Linked DNA regions of Homo sapiens: region 1 is linked to region 2. The links are chromatin loops, found by intact Hi-C in ENCODE. Cell type or tissue: uterus. All regions are shown on one strand. Each heading gives the region's core, and the rest is flanking DNA. Links, peaks and the distances in the headings are about the cores only.

What was found. A loop is a pair of places that touch in the nucleus more often than their neighbours do. Peaks named below come from ENCODE experiments on the same cell type or tissue, not always from the same donor. Only the 100,000 strongest peaks of a DNase experiment are listed, where the experiment ranks them.
Region 1: a loop joins it to region 2, with 2.6 times the contacts of the local background. A loop is called at or near these places in 61 of 110 quality-filtered maps.

What each region holds. Positions count from the first base shown.
Region 1 is chr12:6,464,133-6,466,935 of GRCh38, reverse strand. It overlaps VAMP1 (vesicle associated membrane protein 1), which reads left to right. Exons shown (of 5, transcript NM_014231.5): 2 at 585-711; 3 at 936-1,094; 4 at 1,995-2,046; 5 at 2,450-2,803. The coding sequence ends at 2,466. It also overlaps a transcript of TAPBPL not described here. Among named protein-coding and RNA genes, the nearest start is that of VAMP1, 5.1 kb to the left of the region's middle. In uterus, for the core only: a CTCF peak has its summit at 1,265; a DNase peak (open chromatin) is centred at 1,265; H3K27ac peaks cover 600 bases.
Region 2 is chr12:6,313,444-6,316,246 of GRCh38, reverse strand. It overlaps PLEKHG6 (pleckstrin homology and RhoGEF domain containing G6), which reads right to left. Exons shown (of 16, transcript NM_001384598.1): 3 at 2,463-2,618; 4 at 1,078-1,242; 5 at 598-693; 6 at 328-378. Among named protein-coding and RNA genes, the nearest start is that of PLEKHG6, 4.2 kb to the right of the region's middle. In uterus, for the core only: no CTCF peak of the experiment used is centred there; no DNase peak of the experiment used is centred there.

The DNA of each region.
Region 1 (2,803 bases), core at 205-2,704, 150 kb before region 2:
GCCCCATGATTCAGTTACCTCCCCTGAGTCCCTCCCACAACATGTGGGAATTCTGGGTGATACAATTGAAGTTGAGATTTGGGTGGGGACACAGCCAAACCATATCAGCGGGGAAATGCCATTTAGGACAAGGCTAGGCCATATGTCCCTGTAGCCATCATGGCAGAGGACTTGTTTGAGTTGAGTCAAAGGATAGCCCCAGATGAGATGTCTTGATGCCATCCTGGATGTCCCTGAACCCCATCCAAATGTTGTTGCAGAGTCTTTCATCTTTTACTTCTTGCCTCTATGGTTTGTCTCCCTACTTCAGATTGCCAAGGAGCAAGAATCCATTCTAGTTTTGTATAGCCTAATCATAATTGTTTAAGTGGTTTGGGGTGAGGATGCATGTGAGTCCTTTCTTTTTGTCTGTTTTTTTAGAGATGGGGTCTCGCTATGATGCCCAGGCTGGCCTCGAACTCCTGGGCTCAAGCGCTCCTCCCACTTCAGCCTCTTGAGTAGCTGGGACTACAGGTGTGTGCTACCACGCCCAGCTCCTTTCTTGTCTTGGTCACTTTGTGTACTCTGCACATGTCTTTCCACAGGTCTGCTCCAGCTCAGCCACCTGCTGAAGGGACAGAAGGGACTGCCCCAGGTGGGGGTCCCCCTGGCCCTCCTCCTAACATGACCAGTAACAGACGACTACAGCAAACCCAGGCACAAGTGGAGGAGGTAGGTAGATAGCTGTTTCTCTGAAAGTTTCCAAATCTAGGAGTTTGGAAACAAAAGGGAACTTCTTATCTTTTCTCCTTTTTTCGTAGGAGAATAGTCAAAGGCCCTGAGAGGCAAAGCACCCTTTAGAGTTGCACAGGGCCAGACTTGTGATTCTCTGGTTGTTGTCCTTTCCTCTGTCTCTGGCAGGAAGCTTAGCTGCTTTGTTTCTGTGCCCTCCTCAGGTGGTGGACATCATACGTGTGAACGTGGACAAGGTCCTGGAGAGGGACCAGAAGCTGTCAGAGCTGGATGACCGAGCTGATGCCTTGCAGGCAGGAGCATCACAATTTGAGAGCAGTGCTGCCAAGCTAAAGAGGAAGTATTGGTGGAAAAACTGCAAGGTGAATTTTCTTGTCCCCTCCTCCATCTTTTCCTGGGCTTCCACTGGTAGAAGGCAAGAAAACCCTCAGCTTCTACATTTCTTCCCTCTAATGGTGCAGGATCTCTCTGACCAGCATAACGCTTGGGAGGAAATCTGGAAAGCCTCCTCTTGAGATTGCATTACCCAGAATTGGCCACCAGGGTAGGCTAGAGTATTTAGAACCGCTATCAGGGAAAAAGTGATACCCTGAGGAGTTTGGAATGGTTAGTTAAGGAGCTTTACCCCAAAGGAGTTGCCTGCAAAAAATTTCACCTGTCTCATCCTCAGACACACCCAACATCAGCACAATGGCTCAGGCATATATACATACACACACACACACACACACACACACTATATATACACATATGTATATATACATATATATACATTTATATATATATATACATATATATACATTTATATATATATATACATATATATACATTTATATATATATATACTTTTTTCTTTTTCTTTTAAATCAGCTTTCTCAGATTGAAATATATATTTTTAAATAACTGCAACTTTTGAGAATGAGCTGAACACTTCACAGTGAAAATTGAACTAATTGGTTAAATATCCAGAGTCTGTATCTCTATTGGAATGCCTTCTAAAGCCCCAAGACACCAGGAACTAAGCAAAAAGGAGCTCAATGCAGGTCCTGTGATGAATCTGAAAAGCTACAGACATACTGTGGTTATGATCCCCTGGGAAGCAGAAGGGTAGGGCCTCTCTAAGAGGCCTGCAGGTCTCCTGGGTGATGGGTGGTTTTTTCCATTGTCCCAAGGATGGAAGGAATTCTGTTTCCCACTAGAGATGTGGCTCTTTTCCTCATTCCTGAAATCCAAGGGCTCATTTTTTGTCCATGTTTCCTCAGATGATGATCATGCTGGGAGCCATCTGTGCCATCATCGTGGTAGTTATTGTAAGTAAGTATCGCTGAAGTTGCTGGTGGGGTGAAGAGGTGGGAAGGTCCTGGAGTCTTCTCCCTGCCTGCCTGCCTGCCTGGGGAGTGGGGCTGCTCTGACTGAGGTATGGAGACCGCTGCTATGGGATCGTCACCTGGTTCGGGACGGGGGAAGGGCAGAGACAAGGGATTTCTTTGATGGACAAGCCTTCCCCCTGCAACGCATTGCAGGGAGATGGCGCCTCCTGTTCTGAGGAAGTGGGGCTATGCTGTGTGTCACTGGCTTGGGTTGGAGGGAGACCATGGGGATGGGGCACTTAACAATGGAGAGACCTGAATGTCTGGTAACTTGGTGTAATTCACCCTCTTGTTTTCTCCTGTCTCTTTCTCTTTTCCGTCTGGGACTTCCTGATTCCTGTGTCCAGTCTACTTTTTTACTTGAGAATGTACCACCCCTTCCCTGTTGTCCATTGCCATCCACATTCATGTCCTCTGCCCTCTGTTTGCTCTCTCAACACACTTCCCCACCCACCGTCCTCCATTCCAGCCCAGGCTTCTCCATCACCCATTCCTCCTTTTTCGTTGCGTTCATTTGCACTCTGTCCCTCAACACTAGAAATGCTGCTCGTGGCACAATCTAAGTCATTACCCGAAGAGCAACAGCTGGCGCCTCCTCCCTGCCTGCTTTTTCTGTACTCTCAAGTTCCCCCAAAGCCCCAAAGAGTTGGAGGCCAAGGGAAGGGGCAGGGAGGGGAGTGGCTGAGGCGAAGTACCCATGA
Region 2 (2,803 bases), core at 207-2,706:
GGGAGCAGAGCTGAGCAGCACACTTTTGGAAGGTCCCCAGGGGTGGCACTGGCTGAGGAAAGGTGAGGACCTTAAGCTTGGACAGCAGGGGCGGGGGTGAAGAAGGATGAACTGGGCACTGGGCCTGGAAGATCTCAAGGATGTCAGTCTGAGAAATGGGGGGCCTGTGGCCTGCTTGGAGTCCCCAGTAACAGGGAAGTAGGGAGGGCAAGGCATCCCAAAAAACGGGGCAGTGGGAATTCAGACAGGGATGGCTGGAGGGCCCACCCTCATCCCCAGGCTCAGAGGTCGGGCTGTGCCAGGGTCCCCTCCTGAGCACCCACTCACTTCCATCAGCAGTCCCACTCGCTGCAGGTTCAGCAGGCCGGCGGCTAGCAGCTGCAGGGAGGGAGACGAGGGTCTCAGGACCCAGCGCAGCCCTTCAGTGTCGTCACCTCCCACCCCCCACCAACTTCAGTACTGCTGACCTATCTCCCTGCATCCCAGACTGGCCTGAAATCCTGCCCCTCCCTCCCCCAGTGACCTGCCTTCCAGTCTGGGAGGATGGGGGCTCATGCAGGGAAGATGGGGCCGGGGCTGGGGCTGAGGGGGGCTCACATCAGTCATGATCTTGAGCTTTCTCACGTAGATCAGCTCGGTGGTCAGGAGCTCCCACAGGGCCTCCTGTTGGTGGCAGAGCTCCTGGCTCATCTCCTGGGGTGGGGAGAATGCTGGTTCAGTTGGGGAATGATAATTAGAATGGCAAGTACCAGCTGTTAAGTGCGACCGGATCCACTTCATAGGTTCTAGGCACTTTGTGCATGACCATGACCTTTTAATCCTCAAACCAGTGCTCTGATGTGTAGGTGGTATTATCCCCACTTTACATATGTGGCAACTGAGGCCCAGAGAACTTTACTGTCTTGACCAAGGTCTGACTAGTAAGTGGCAGAGCTGGGATCTGAACCCAGATCAACGCGTTTCCAGATGTTTTTTCCACATGACCCCACTTCCCAAGGCCTTTCCCTCCTCTAGAGCAGAATCTGTGTGTGCATTCACGCCGTGGGGACAGACTCACCTTGTGAGTTTCAGGCTCACCTTGTGCCCAGGCACCAGCTCCCTCCAGGACTTCTCGATGGTCAGGCCACTGTCGCCACCCTCTCCTATCTCCCAGTGCCGCCGGTCCTCAGGGGGCAGCCGGGGCATCCCAAACATGCTGAAAGTGTGCAGCCTCACCTCCAGCTCATGGGCCTTGGTGAGTTCCTGGGGGAGCCGAGAAGGGCATCAGCTCTGGTCACATCCTTGGCACCCAGCCACAGGGCCCCGGGAGGGCTGTGTGTGTGTGCATGTGTGTTAAAGTGTGTGCGTGTGTCTGTGTCTGGAATGGGAGATGGCAAGCAGCACTGAGTATGAGTGGGGACATGGAGGCCTAGAGAACAGGGGTCGGCCCCAGCTGGAATTCCAGGGAAAAAGGCATTGCTGGAATGTGGGTGAAGAGGCACCCTGGTCTGTGGAAAGGTCCCTGGAGAGGGGTCTGATCTAGGCTCCCTGACAGGAAAGAGGCCTTCCATGGGTCTCCTGAATCAGAATGAGGTGGGGGAGGGACAGAAACAGACACTTCAGAGGGACCTTCAAGTGAATCAGAACAAGACTTAGAGAACCAGTGGTCTCAGGCACCACTTTGACATTTGCCTATAAAATGGCATTTTTTATGAAGCAGCATGGCTTACATTTTACAGGTTTCTTTTTTTTTTCCTTTTGAGACAGAGTTTTGCTCTTGTCACCCAGGCTGGAGTGCAGTGGCGCAATCTCGGCTCACTGCAACCTCCACCTACCGGGTTCAAGCGATTCTCCTGCTTCAGCCTCCTTAATAGCTGGGACTACAGGTGCCCGCCATGACACCCAGCTAATTTTTTTTTACATTTTTAGCAGAGACGGGGTTTCACCATGTTGGCCAGGCTGGTTTCGAACTCCTGACCTCAGGTGATCCGCCCGTCTTGGCCTCCCAAAGTGCTGGGATTACAGGTGTGAGCCACCACGCCCGGCCCATTTTACAGGTTTCTTTGGTACCAAGAATGTGAGCAATAGACACTCCTGACCCTCACTCACTCCATCTGGATGTGGCTTGGGAGGAGAGGTGAGGCTCACAGTGGCAGTGAAGGATGATGTGGCACTGAGGATAGAGAGAGCATACCTGACTCTCAGCAACTTGGTAATTTGACTTGGTAGTTTTCAAAAACTGAAAGCTCAATATCAATCGTTTATCCACATTTAATCAAAGTGTCTCAAGTCAAAGTCCCTGGTTGCCATGCATGGACCAAAGAGAGATATATCCCTGAGAGGTCCTAGGCAGAGCCATGTCTGACTGGCAGGCAGCAGCCTCCTGGACCTGTGTTCTCAGCTCCCGGAGCTTGCTGGTCATCTGCGGAGCCATCACAATTGGGGCCGTATGTGTGGGGATGGGAGGAGAGGGACCCCCTTACCTTGAGTTTGGGGGAGTGAAGCAGGCCAGCCCCCACATGGCCCCCGTGCCTCTTCTCGGGCTCTGGATCTCGCAGTCTCATGGGTGACAGGCCTCGGGCCTGGCCAGAACCCCTGGCAAAGGGGACATACTGCTGGAGGCGTCGGCGACTGGGATCCTGGGAGAGGAGCAGGGGAAGTTCTGGGGGTGCCTCCCTTTCCCCAGAAACCCCAGAGAGGTAGTAGGGGGGCAGGCTTGGCTCTAGATGTTGTTCCCCCACCCTGGTAAGTCGGGCTGGCTCACTTCTCCCTGCAAACCAGTTTGGTGTGGACTGCTCCTGCCCTGAGTCACAGCGGCCACTGC